Linked DNA regions of Homo sapiens: region 2 is linked to region 1. The links are chromatin contacts, found by Hi-C in ENCODE. All regions are on one chromosome and are shown on one strand. Each heading gives the region's core, a stretch centred on a gene start or an enhancer-like site at or near the end of the contact. The rest is flanking DNA. Distances are from core to core; before and after follow the strand shown. Region 1 holds the start of EPOP (elongin BC and polycomb repressive complex 2 associated protein). Region 2 holds the start of CWC25 (CWC25 spliceosome associated protein).

Region 1 (6,302 bases), core at 3,798-6,297:
GTTTCGCCATGATGGCCAGGCTAGTCTCGAACTCCTGACCTCAGGTGATCCGCCCACCTCAGCCTCCCAAAGTGCTGGGATTACAGGCGTGAGCCACCGTGCCCAGCCTATATCATGGATATTAATAGGAATGTAAAATGGAATAGCCCGTTTGGAAAACAGCCTTGCAGTTTTTAGTTTAGTTTTGTTTTGTTTTGAGACAGGGTCTCACTCTGCCGCCCAGGCACAGAATGGCATGAATGTGGCTCACTGCAGCCTTGACCTGCTGGACTCAAGTAATTCCTCACCCTCAGCCTTCTGAGTAGCTGAGACTACAGGCACATGCCACCACTCCCGGCTAATTTTTGTATTTTGTAGAGATGGAGTTTCACCATGTTGCCCAGGCTGGTCTCAAACTCCTGGCCTCAAGCCATCAGCCTGCCTTGGCCTCCCAAAGTGCTGGGAATACAGGTGTGAGCTACCATGCCCGACCTTGGCAGTTTTTAAAAGAATTAAACACAGCTGGGCATGGTAGCTCATGCCTGTAATCCCAGCCCTTTGTGAGGCTGAGGCAGGAGAATCCCTTGAGCCGAGGAGTTTGAGACCAGCCTGGGGAATATAGCGAGACCCTGTCTTACAAAAAAAATTTAAAAAGAAATTCGCTGGGCATGGTGGCTCAGGCTTGTGGTCCCAGCCACACTGGAGGCTGAGGCAGAGGATCTCGTGAGCCCAGGAGGTCAAGGCTGCAGTGAGCCCTGACTGTGCCACTGCACTCCAGCCTGAATGAGACTGTGAGACCCTGTCTCAAAAAAAAAAGAAAAAGAAAAAAAAGGTTAAACATAAATGTAGCATATGACCCAGCAATTCCACCCTTAAATGTCTACTTAGGAGAAATAAAAACATATATTCACAAAAGACGTGTATAGCAAATGTTCATAACAGCATTATAGATAATAGCCAAAAAGTGAAAAACACCCAAATGTGATTGGATAAACAAAATGTGGCATATCCCTACAACAGACTACTACTCAGCAATAAAAAGGAACAGGCCGGGCGCAGTGGCTCATCCCTGTAATCCCAGCACTTTGGGAGGCTGAGGCAGGCGGATCACCTGAGGTCGGGAGTTCAAGACCAGCCTGACCAACACGGAGAAACCCCGTCTCTACTAAAAATACAAAATTTGCCAGGCGTGGTGGCGGGTGCCTGTAATCCCAGGTACTCGGGAGGCTGAGGCAGGCGTATCGCTTGAGCCCAGGAGGCGGAGGTTGCAGTAAGCTGAGATTGTGCCATTGTACTCCAGCTTGGGCAACAAGAGCAAAACTCTATCTCAAAAGAAAAAAAAAAGGAACAGATTACCAATACACGCTACAACACAGGTAAACCTCAAAAACATTATGCTTTTGTGAAGCCAGATGCAAAAGACCACATATTGCATGATTCCATTTATATAAAATATCCAAAAAAGGGAACTCTATAGAGACAGAAAGATTAGTCACCCAGGGCTGGGGATGGGAAGGGAGAGCTACAAGTGGGGAGGAGGAGTCTTATAAGCAATGTTCTAAAACTGGATTATGGGGCCGGGCACGGTGGCTCACGCCCATAATTCCAGCACTTTGGGAGGCCGAGGTGGGCGGATCACCTGAGGTCAGGAGTTCGAGACCAGCCTGGCCAACAGGGTGAAACCCTGTCTCTACTAAAAATACAAAAATTAGCCGGGCGTGGTAGCATCTGCCTGTAATCCCAGCTACTTGGGAGGCTGAGGCACAAGAATTGCTTGAATCTGAGAGGCGGAGGTTGCAATGAGCTGAGATTGAGCACTCCAGCCTGGGCAACAGAGTGAGACTCTCAAAAAAAAAAAAAAATTTAGCTGGGCGTGGTGGTGGGAACCTATAGTCTCAGCTACTTGGGAGGTTGAGGCAGGACAATTGCTTGAACCCGGGGGGTGAAGCCTGCAGTGAGCTGAGATTGTGCCACTGCACTCCAGCCTGGAAGACAAAGTGAAACTGTCTCAAAAAAACCCCCAAAACTGGACTATGATGATGGTTGCATAACTGTAAATTTACTAAAAATCATTGAATTGGACACTTAAAATGGGTTATGTGTGGTATGTTCACTTTTAAAAATAGTGTCGGCCAGGCGCAGTGGCTCATGCCTGTAATCCCACCACTTTGGGAGGCCAAGGCGGGCGGATCACAAGGTCAAGAGCTCGAGACCATCCTGGCCAACATGGTGAAACCTCGTCTCTACTAAAAATACAAAAACTAGCTGGGCGTGGTGGTGCGCGCCTGTAGTCCCAACTACTCAGGAGGCTGAGACAGGAGAATGGCTTGAACCCGGGAGGCAGAGGTTGCAGTGAGCTGAGATCGCGCCACTGCACTCCAGTTTGGGCGACCGAGTGAGACCCTGTCTCAAAAAAAAAAGGTCTATTTCATAGGCTGTTATGGGGATTAAGTGACATCCAGTTCTTAGAACAGAGACTGGGCAGTAAGTACTACAGAAGTTACTATGGGGTTGGACGCCTGGGGTGCAGTTCCCCAAAAGGGGCAACCGGGCAGGTCTCCTGCTCCCAAATCCTTGAACACAGTCCTTACTGCCCCAGGTGAGACCTAGATGGGCCAAGGAAAGGGAAGGGCTGGCTTCTGGATCCAGAGGGGCCCTTTCTAGCCTTCACTCTGGAAGTGTTAGATGGGACCCGGCATCCAGCCTTGTCCCTCTTTTTCTCCTATGAGGAGGAGAGGTTCCTGAGAAGGGTGTTGCCGCCCTCATAGCAGGCTGAGGATGGGGTCGAGTGTCCTCTACCGGAGGAAATGGTAATTGCAGCAGCTGGGCCTGCCCACGTGAGTTCTGGTGACTGCTCACATCATGTTTCAACCCTCCCAACAATGTGAGGAAGCCACTGTTGTCCCCTTTTCACTGATAAGGACATTGAGACTTAGAGTGTCTAGGTGACCTGCCCAGGGTTGCACAGCGCCACCCCCGCCCCCATCCAGGCCATAAAGGGTGGTTTGATGATCTCCTTTCAGCTGGAGAGGCACTCACACTATTCTCCTACTGTTTGTAGTGATTCCATCCCTGAGTCCATATTCTGGGGTGCCTGATGAGAGCAAGGGGAAGTAGGGATAGTGGAGGCAGAGAGAAGCACTCACAATCGTAATGACCCCTCAATAAAGCCCCCAAACTCACATGGGGAAGGGGGAGCTGGGAGCTTTTGGAGGCAGAGAAAGAAGAGGCCATTGATCTGCACTGTTATGTAATATTCACTCATTTATTCATACTGATCATTTTCTTGGGCATTCTCTCCTTGTGTCTACACTGTGGTAGGCACAGGAGTGCAAGTAGGCACTGTTGTTGAGGATGAGTCCTCAGCACTGTCCTGCAGAAGAGACAGCCATGAAGATCATCCTTCCAGAACTTTCCGTGTGTGTGTGTGTGTGTGTGTGTGTGTGTGTGTGTGTGTGTGTGTAGAGGTGGGCTTTTTGAGCAATTATGAGCCCTGGAGTCTAGACCCAGCTCAGCTTCATGACTTGGCAGGACCCCAGGATCCCCCCTTGTGACAACTGCCCTGGAGAGCTCTTCTGCAGATGTTAGAGGGTGAGTGTTTTGGGCAATGGAACATCACACCTCCTCCTTCCTCAAACCCTCGCCCCACCTAGGGACTTTACCTCTGGACTTTGCAGGTGGGGGAGGCAGATCCTCCTTACCCCTGTCCTCCCAGATGTTATTTGATGACACATAGGGAAACTACACCTCTGTTGTCACTGCTAGAAGGGCCCGGAGGCAAGCTGCATCATTTGTCCCCGTTCTGAAACCCTCTCTTGTCCTGGCTCCAGAATAAGATATTTATCTGTGGGGCCGCCCCCAGCATTCTTCCACACCTTTACCCCAAGTCATCATACCAATCTCTGTATTTCCACAGATAGGAAACGGCAGTATTCCAATAACCTGATTTTTATCAAGAGAGAAATATCCCAAGGATTCATTCACTCGCTCACTTGCTCATTCATTCATTCACACATATTGATTGAGCACCTATTATATCTTGGCCACTGTTCTAGGCAGTGGGGGATGCACCAATGATCAAGACAAAGTTCTCGTCAACTCATTTCCAGACTAATGGGAGAGACAGACACTAAAGAATAAATCCATTTACAGACTTTTATGTAACAATAAGCTATGCAGAAACTAAAGAAGGTTAAGGGGATAGAACAGGGTGGGGGTGTGTGCTGCATTATCAGAATTTGTACTGGGAATTCACTTTTTCTTTATTTTCCTTGGGGCAGATGAGAGTGAGGGTCTGCGCGTGCCCTCCTCTGGCCTCTTCAACCGGTTTGGCAGATCAAACCTCAGAGGGGGGCATCCTGGGATTGGGGGTCAGGGGTTGCAGAGTCAGCCCTCGGAATTTAGTTGAGGCGGAGTATTTAGATACTGCATCAGAGAAATGGAAATAGATACCGAGACAGCCTATTTATCGGCTTCCATGGATGTAATAACACTCCCACCCTTCCAAATTTATTTTTTTTGTTCATCTTGCATACAAGTACTGAATTATTAACTACTTATACATTACAGCATTTTTGAGCCTACTGTGTGCCACGCACTGTTTTAGGGGCCATTCACGGCCCGCTAGAATCCCTGCTGTGCAAAGCTTGTAAACAACCATTGCCTCATTTCATCTTTCCCCTAAACATTATTTCTGAGATTCATCTACGTTGATTCACATAGCTCTTTTAGTCCCAAGAGGGCAGATATGAACCGTCCCATTTTACAGATGCAAAACCGTGACTGCTCGGGAAAAAACGAGTGGCTTTGCGACGACGAAATCCCAGGACGCCACCGGGCCACGTGCGGCGGCGCATCTGGCCGCTCGCGATCCCACCCGCGCACGCTCCCTCCCGCGCTCCCTCCCAGCCGCCGCCGCGCCGGGTCCACGTGTGTGTGTCTGTGTGCGGAATGGGGACGGGGGCGGTGCCGCCGGAGGGGTGGGGTCCGGGCTAACGTCACGGGCGGTGCGGCCCAATCAGCGGCGGGCTCGCGGCCCCGGCGCTGGTATTGGGGCAGCGAGGGGGCAGTTCTCTATAACGCGGTCTCCGGGAGCCAGCGGGGAAGAAAGAAACCGAGCGGGCGGAAGGCGCCCTCCCCGCCGCCTGGGCCCGGGCACCGGGTGCCGGGCCCGGGGTCCTTCCCGCCTCCCGCGGCCGCCGGCCGCTTTGTTTCCCCTGCCTCTGCGCTTCGGGCGACTCGAGAGGGTCTCCCGCCGGGGTTGCGAAGGGGACGCGGCGGCAGAAGGGCGGCCGACCCCGCCGGGACTCACAGGGACCCAGGAGTCCGGCCGCCGGGAGGGCCGCGTGAGGAGAGCGAAGAGGGAGCCCGAGCTCTGCGGCCCCGGGTGGCGGGCCGGGGGCGCCCGTGAGCAGAGACCTCCCCGTCGACGGGGGGCGATGTTCCCCTCACCCGTGGGCTCTTCGGGCAGCCAGGGCATCCCGCCGCTGGGACCTGGACCCGCTCAGTGGGCACCCCTCAGGCTGCTCCATGGAGACCCTGTGCCCTGCGCCCCGCCTGGCAGTGCCGGCGTCCCCGCGAGGGTCGCCCTGCTCCCCCACGCCCCGGAAGCCGTGTCGGGGGACCCAGGAATTCTCTCCGCTGTGCCTGCGTGCCCTCGCCTTCTGCGCCCTTGCCAAGCCCCGGGCGTCCTCTCTGGGCCCGGGGCCTGGGGAGCTGGCGGCGCGGTCCCCAGTGCTGCGGGGCCCTCAGGCCCCCCTGCGCCCTGGCGGCTGGGCCCCGGATGGCCTGAAGCACCTCTGGGCACCGACCGGGCGGCCCGGCGTTCCTAACACCGCCGCCGGCGAGGATGCGGACGTCGCAGCGTGCCCCCGCCGCGGAGAGGAGGAAGAGGGCGGAGGCGGTTTCCCGCACTTCGGCGTTCGCTCCTGTGCACCTCCGGGCCGCTGCCCTGCGCCCCCGCACCCTCGGGAATCTACGACCAGCTTCGCCTCGGCCCCGCCTCGCCCGGCCCCGGGTCTCGAGCCTCAGCGTGGCCCAGCCGCCAGCCCGCCTCAGGAACCCAGTTCCCGGCCTCCGTCGCCACCTGCGGGCCTCTCCACCGAGCCCGCGGGTCCCGGGACGGCGCCGCGGCCGTTCCTGCCCGGCCAGCCTGCCGAAGTCGATGGAAACCCCCCGCCGGCCGCCCCCGAGGCTCCAGCGGCCAGCCCCTCGACGGCCAGCCCGGCTCCGGCCGCACCCGGAGATCTCCGCCAGGAACATTTCGATCGTCTGATCCGCCGGTCGAAACTTTGGTGTTACGCGAAGGGCTTCGCCTTGGACAC
Region 2 (6,783 bases), core at 1,938-4,437, 150 kb before region 1:
TCATGGGCAATATTTTGTATTGATGTATGCTTTCATTTCTCTTGGGAGTATATACCCAGGAGTAGAAATGCTGGGTTATATGGTAACTAAGTTTAACCTTTTGAGGAACTGCCAGACTCTTTCCCAAAGCATTGCTTTTCTTTCCTTTTTTCTTCCTTTTATTTTTTTGTCAGACAGTGTCTTATTGTGTTGCCCAGGCTGGTCTCAAACTCCTGGGCTCAAGCAGTCCTCCTACCTCAGCCTCCCAAAGTGCTGGGATTACAGGCATGAGCCACTGTGCTCTGCTTGCTTTTCTTTATTTAATTAAATTAATTAATTAATTAAGTTTGAGGTGGAGTCTGGCTCTGTCACCCAGGCTGGAGTACAGTGGTGCAATCTCAGCTCACTGCAACCTCTGCCTCCTGGGTTCAAACGATTCTCCTGCCTAGCCTCCTAAGTACCTGGGATTACAGGCGTGCACTGCTACGCCCAGCTAATTTTTTTGTATTTTTAGTAGAGACGGGGTTTCGCCATGTTGGCCAGACTGGTCTTGGATTCCTGACCTCAGGTGATCCACCTGTCTTGGCCTCTCAAAGTGCTGGGATTACAGGCGTGAGCCACTGCGCCCGGCCCTCTTTTATTTTTTGAAACAGGGTCTCGCTCTGTTGCCCAGGCTGGAGTGCAGTGGTATGATCTTGGATCACTGCAACCTCTGCCTCCTGGGCTCAGGCAGTCTCTCACCTCAGCCTCCTGAGTAGCTGGGACTACAGGCACATGCCACTATGTCCTGCTAATTTTTGTATTTTTTGAGAAACAGGGTTCTACCACGTTACCCAGGCTGGTCTCCAACTCCTGGGCTCAAGTGATCCACCTGCCTCGGCCTCCCAAAGTGCTGGGACTACAGCAGTGAGCCTGCTTTTCTTTTAAGTAAACTTTATTCAAATACATTTAAGTAAATATTTAATAGGTATTTTGTTTGTTTCTTTTCTTTTTTTTTTTTTCTGAGACAGAGTTTTGCTCTTGTTGCCCAGGCTGGAGTGCAATGGCGCTATCTTGGCTCACCACAACCTCTGCCTCCTGGGTTCAAGTGATTCTCCTGCCTCAGCCTCCAGAGTAGCTGGGATTACAGGCATGTGCCACCACGCCCGGCTAATTTTGTATTTTTAGTAGAGACGGGGTTTCTCTATGTTGGTCAGGCTGGTCTCAAACTCCCAACCTCAGATGATCTGCCCGCCTCAGCCTCCCAAAAGTGCTGGGATTACACGCGTGAGCCACCGAGCCCAGCCTGTTTCTTTCTTTCTTTCTGTTTTTTTTGAGACAAAGTCTCACTCTTGTCGCCCAGGCTATAGTGCAGTGGTGCCATCTTGGCTCACAGCAACCTCCACCTCCTAGGGTCAAGTGATTCTCTTGTGTCAGCCTCCCAAGTAGCTGGGATTACAGGCACCCGCCACCACGCCCGGCTAATTTTTGTATTTTTAGTAGGATGGGGTTTTTCCATGTTGGCCAGGCTGGTCTCAAACTCCCAACATCAGGTGATCCACCCACCTGCCTCGGCCTCCCAAAGTGCTGGGATTACAGGAGTGAGCCACCGCGCCCGGGCAATAAGTATTTTTAAAAAGCCATAAGAACTAATAAGTGAATTTAGCAAGCCTGTAAAATAGAAGGTTACTATACAAAAGCACGTTCTTATCTATTAGTAGCAAACAATTGGAAAATTAAAATTTTTAAATTTTATTTAAAATAGCATCACAGGCCGGGTGCCTGTAATCCTTGCATTTTGGGAGGCCAAGGTAGGCGGATCACCTGAGGTCAGGGGTTCCAGACCAGCCTGGCCAACACGGTGAAATCCCATCTTTACTACAAACACAAAAATCAGTAGGTCGTGGTGGCGTATGCCTGTAATCCCAGCTACTCGGGAGGCTGAGGCAGGAGAATCGCTTGAACCCAGGAGGCGGAGGTTGCAGTGAGCTGGTATTGCGCCACTGTACTCCAGCCTGGGCAACAGAGTGAGATTCCGTCTCGAAATAAATAAATAAATAAATAAATAAATAAATAAATAAATAAATAAATAAATAAATAAAATAGCATCACAAAAAATACAACATTTAGAATAAATTTAACAAAAGATGTGCAAAACTTCTATTCTGAAAATTACAAAACAGGTCGGGCGCAGTGGCTCACACCTGTAATCCCAGCACTTTAGGAGGCCGAGGTAGGAGGATTGCTTGAGTCCAGGAGTTTGAGACAAGCCTGGGTAAGATGGCAAAACCCTGTTGCTACAAAAATAAAAATAGCCAGGCGCGGTGGCTTATGTCTGTAATCCCAACACTTTGGGAGGCTGAGGCGGGGAGATCACTTGAGGTCGAAATTCGAGACAAGCCTGAGCAACATGGTGAAACCCTGTCTCTACAAAAAATACAAAAATTAGCCGGGCGGGTGGCGGGCGCCTGTAATCCCAGCGACTTGGGAGGCTGAGGCAGGAGAATTGCTGTCCGGGAGGCGGAGGTTGCAGTCAGCTTCGACCGCAGCCTGGGAGAGCAAAACTCCTTCTCAAAAAACAAAAACAAAGGGAGAAGAAGAAAAAGAAAAAGAAAAAAGAAAAACATGCCAAAAACACATAGTAACTGAAGGGAAAGGAATCTGCCAGCTTCCCACTATGGGAAAATCTGCCACTGTGGAAGCTGGCAGATTTTAAAAGTTTGGCAAACGGAAGCTGATGGAATTTCGATTTGATGGTTTCTATTTAGCTTCGTAAAATAGGCCTGGCATAAGGGGATTTGCTGTGAGTCAAGGTCTGAGGAAAGCGCCAGTTTGCAAAGCCGTTTTGGAAAACTGGAGCGTGGGGGTGTGTGCAGGGTGAGGGGAGGAGGCCTAGTCTGGTCCACCTTAGGTCTAGCAGAGACTACGTGGAGCTTTGAGCCGAATGCCCTGGTGAGCTGCCATGGCAACACAGCCGTGGGCACAGGCCCACGGCAACCCATCACTGAACAGAGTTGTGGCGTTTCAACAGAGAGTCTGGGACATCAGGCAACGTGGCGACCCGAAGCAGCCAAAATGAGACCTCGACAGCAAAGGCCTCGACAGCGGAGCCCGGACCTTTGCAAAATCTGCAAGTAACGCCAACGTCACAAAGCGCGACCGAGCCCTGTACGTCATCGTTCCGCGACGCCGACGCGGTGAGATGACGCCCTCCCGGAAGTGACCTCTAGAGCGGTGGTGAAACTGGCAGTTGACGGCTCCTGGGACTAGATCCCGCGAGGTAGCCCCCGAACTATTTCTCTACGTTTTCTCTTGATCCTCCCGAAATCTTCCAGATCCGCGTAGTGAGGAATCGTCTCCACCGTCATGGGGGGCGGAGACCTGGTGAGTGGAGGGAGGCCTGGGCGGGGGAGGACTGAGGCCGGGACGGAAATTGGCAGGGGGTGGGGGTAGAGGAAGGAGTGGATAACCATGGCAACGCAGCTTTGCTTTCGCCGGGAGGAGGCCGTTGCCCTGAAGAGGGGATGGATCCTTAGGGCAATGGAGGGGTGGGACTGAGATTTGGGAAAGTCCGAGGTGTGTCGCGAACAGTGACAGGTGGTGTTTGCGTGTTTGTTGACTGCGGCTCTACCGGCTGTAAATTCTGGGAAGACCGGGGAGGGGGCGGATGGAGCCATGGCTAGGAAAGGAGGTAGATATGGAGGACGTGTCACCACACTTTGTTTTGTATATCTTGTCTTGCCACACACCTCTCTTCCTTGGGTGAGAGTTCAGAGTCATGTCCTGGACTGAAGTAGGGGTGGTTTGTGCCCCATTCTCCCTACCCTAAGCCATGCCCTGGGGTCGTTTTTTATTTTTTATTTTTTTGAGACGGAGTTTCTTGTTGCCCAGGCTGGAGTGCCATGGCGCGATCTCGGCTGACCGCAACCTTTCCCTCCTGGGTTCAAGCGATTCTCCTGCCTCAGCCTCCCGAGTAGCTGGGATTACAGGCATGCGCCACCACACCCGGCTAATTTTGTATTTTTAGTAGAGACAGGGTTTCTCCATGTTGGTCAGGCTGGTCTCGATCTGCCGACCTCAAGTGATCCGCCCGCCTCGGCCTCCCAGAGTGCTAGGATTACAAGGGTTAGCCACAGCGCCCGGCCCTGGGGTCCTTTTTAAGCCTGAAGGGATCTTCCTGTCCATCTTTCTGACTTCCACACCTCCTTCAGTGCTGGATTCTGATCTGTAGTGGCAGAGCTTGCTTTTGAATTCATACCACTTAATATAAGTTATGTGGCAATGTCTCTTAAACTGAAACGTTCATTTGTAAAGCGCTAAGGCCCCAAATAGGGTAAATGTACCCACAAGAGCATGGGGCAAGGTTGGGAAAATGCTAGCCTCCGGAAAGTGGAGCTAATTGAACCAGCAAGTAGATCAGCTTAGCCGCCTGCCCAGTAAACCTATTAGTTTGTCATGTGTTCTCAATCACAGTGAGTGCCAGGACTCCATCTAGTTTCATCCAATTTAGTGTATTCTTCACATAACTGCATTTAAGGACAGGAAAGCTCTAATCCAGGGTTTCTCAACATTAGCGCTCTTGACAGTTTGGCCTAGATAATTCTTTGGGGGTGTGTGGTAGTGGTGGTAGTTGGGCTGTCCTGTGCATTGTAGAATGTTTAGCAGCATCACTGGCCTCTAGCCACTAGACTGGAGCTATCCACTAACACCCGTCTCCACCAGTTGTGACAGCCAAAAATGACTCCAGAAGATTTTCTCCCTGGGGAGCAAAATAATCTATGCTTGAGGCAGGGAGGACAAGATGGGAAGGGTTAGAGGGAGAAAGAGGGAGGGAGTGAGGGAGGAAGGACGGAAGGATGGACGGATGGTCAGACCAACTGACGGACTGACCCACAACCAACCAACTGAATGACCTGACGAAGGGGAGAGGCAGGACAAGGAGGGGAAGAGAAAAGGAAGAAAAGGGAGCTCTCATTGACCGAACATTTTCCACATGCCAAGTACCTTGTGGACATGATCTTATTTTCTTAATTGGTCTCCTGGTCCTCTCCAGTCCATTCTCTTTTCTTTTTTTTTTTTTAAGATGGAGTCTCAGCCAGGTGCAGTGGCTCATGCCTGTAATCCCAGCACTTTGGGAGGCAGAGGCGGGTGGGTCACGAGGTCAGGATTTGAGACCAGCTTGGCCAAGATGGTGAAACCCCGTCTCTACTAAAAATACAAAAATTAGCTGGGAGCAGTGGCGGGCGCCTGTAATCCCAGCTACTTGGGAGGCTGAGGCAGGAGAATCGCTTGAACCCAGGAGGTGGAGGTTGCAGTGAGCCAAGATTGCACCACTGCACTCTAGCCTGCGTGACAGAGCAAGACCTCGTCTCAAAAAAAAAAAAAAAAAAGTTAAAAAAAAAGTTGGAGTCAGGCTGGGTGTGGTGGCTCACACCTGTAATCCTAGCACTTTGGGAGGCCAAGGCGGGCAGATCATGAGGTCAGGAGATCGAGACCATCATGGCTAACACGGTGAAACCCGTCTCTACTAAAAATACAAAAAAAATTAGCTGGGCATGGTGGCGGATGTCTGTAGTCCCAGCTACTCAGGAGGCTGAGGCAGGAGAATGGCGTGAACCTGGAAGGTGGAGCTTGCAGTGAGCCAAGATTGCGCCACTGCACTCCAGCCTGGGCGACATCTCAAAAAAAAAAAAAAAAAATTGGCCAGGCGTGGCGGCGCATGCCTGTAATCCCTTTACATGGCTTATAAGGCCCTTATTCTGCTCCTTTCTCACTTGGCTTCTTCTTGCGTCCCTGCACCATCAGCTTGCCACATCTCCAGCCACACTGAATTATTGCTATGTTCTTTCTCACCACCAGGACTGCACTTGTCTGTACTGTTCCCCTCTGTTTGGAAATCTACCCCCCTCATCTCCCCTTCACACATCACCAGGCTAGTTTACAATTGTCTTTAGATATTACTTACTTTGGGGAACATTTCATTATTGGGAAAGTGAACCAAAGCAGTATCTGATGGGGAGGAGAGAGAGAAGTGTTCTTTGAGGGTGAATGGGGAGATCAGAACCAAGGAGAGATTCCTGGGAAGGAAAGTTGAAAGAGATTCTGGGTGGGTTGTAAACCATGCAAGTTTAGGGCAGGTGAAGTAGACCAAGCTAAGGTAGGTTGAGTTCCAAAGAATGAATGTCCATGCCAGGCACGGTAGCTCATGCCTGTAATCCCAGCACTTTGAGAGGCCAAGGCAGGCGGATCACCTGAGGTCGAGAGTTTGAGACCAGCCTGACCAACATAGAGAAACCCCATCTCTACTAAAAATACAAAATTAGCCGAGTGTGGTGGCGCATGCCTGTAATCCCAGCTACTCAGGAGGCTGAGGCAGGAGAATCATTTGAACCCAGGAGGCAGAGTTTGCCGTGACCCGAGATCCTGCCATTGTACTCCAGCCTAGGCAAGAAGAGTGAAACTCCGTCTCAAGAAACAAAAAAGGCTGGGCACGGTGGCTCACCCCTGTAATCCCAGCAGTTTGGGAGGCCACTGCGGGCAGATCATGAGGTCAGGCGTTTGAGACCAGCCTGGCCAATGTGGTGAAACCCCATCTCTACTAAAAAATACAAAAATTAGCCAGGCATGGTGGCACGTGCCTATAGTCCAGCTACTCAGGAGGCTGAGGCAGGAGAATTGCTGGCACCCGGGAGGCGGAGGGTGCAGTCAGCCGAGATAGCTGCACTCCAGCCTGGGTGACAGAGTAAGACTTTAAAAAAAAAAAAAAAAGAATGAATGTCCACTGTCAGAAGTGCATGAGTTCTGTTCTCTTTCAAAATATGTGCC

Evidence for each region. A loop is a pair of places that touch in the nucleus more often than their neighbours do. Pooled maps may share reads with other maps.
Region 2: a loop to region 1 is called in a map of mammary epithelial cell, with 2.6 times the contacts of the local background. The contact joins the promoter of CWC25 here to the promoter of EPOP in region 1. A Hi-C loop is called at or near these places in 1 of 168 maps with a recorded cell type or tissue (mammary epithelial cell) and 10 of 50 pooled maps.

The regions. Positions count from the first base shown.
Region 1 is chr17:38,673,702-38,680,003 of GRCh38, reverse strand. EPOP (elongin BC and polycomb repressive complex 2 associated protein) reads left to right here and starts at 5,047. Exons shown (of 1, transcript NM_001130677.2): 1 at 5,047-6,302. The coding sequence starts at 5,509. RefSeq lists enhancers at 2,654-2,948, 5,804-6,302.
Region 2 is chr17:38,821,725-38,828,507 of GRCh38, reverse strand. CWC25 (CWC25 spliceosome associated protein) reads left to right here and starts at 3,187. Exons shown (of 10, transcript NM_017748.5): 1 at 3,187-3,342. The coding sequence starts at 3,325. It overlaps MIR4727 (microRNA 4727), which reads right to left and starts at 2,670; the gene lies at 2,616-2,670. RefSeq lists an enhancer at 3,848-4,479.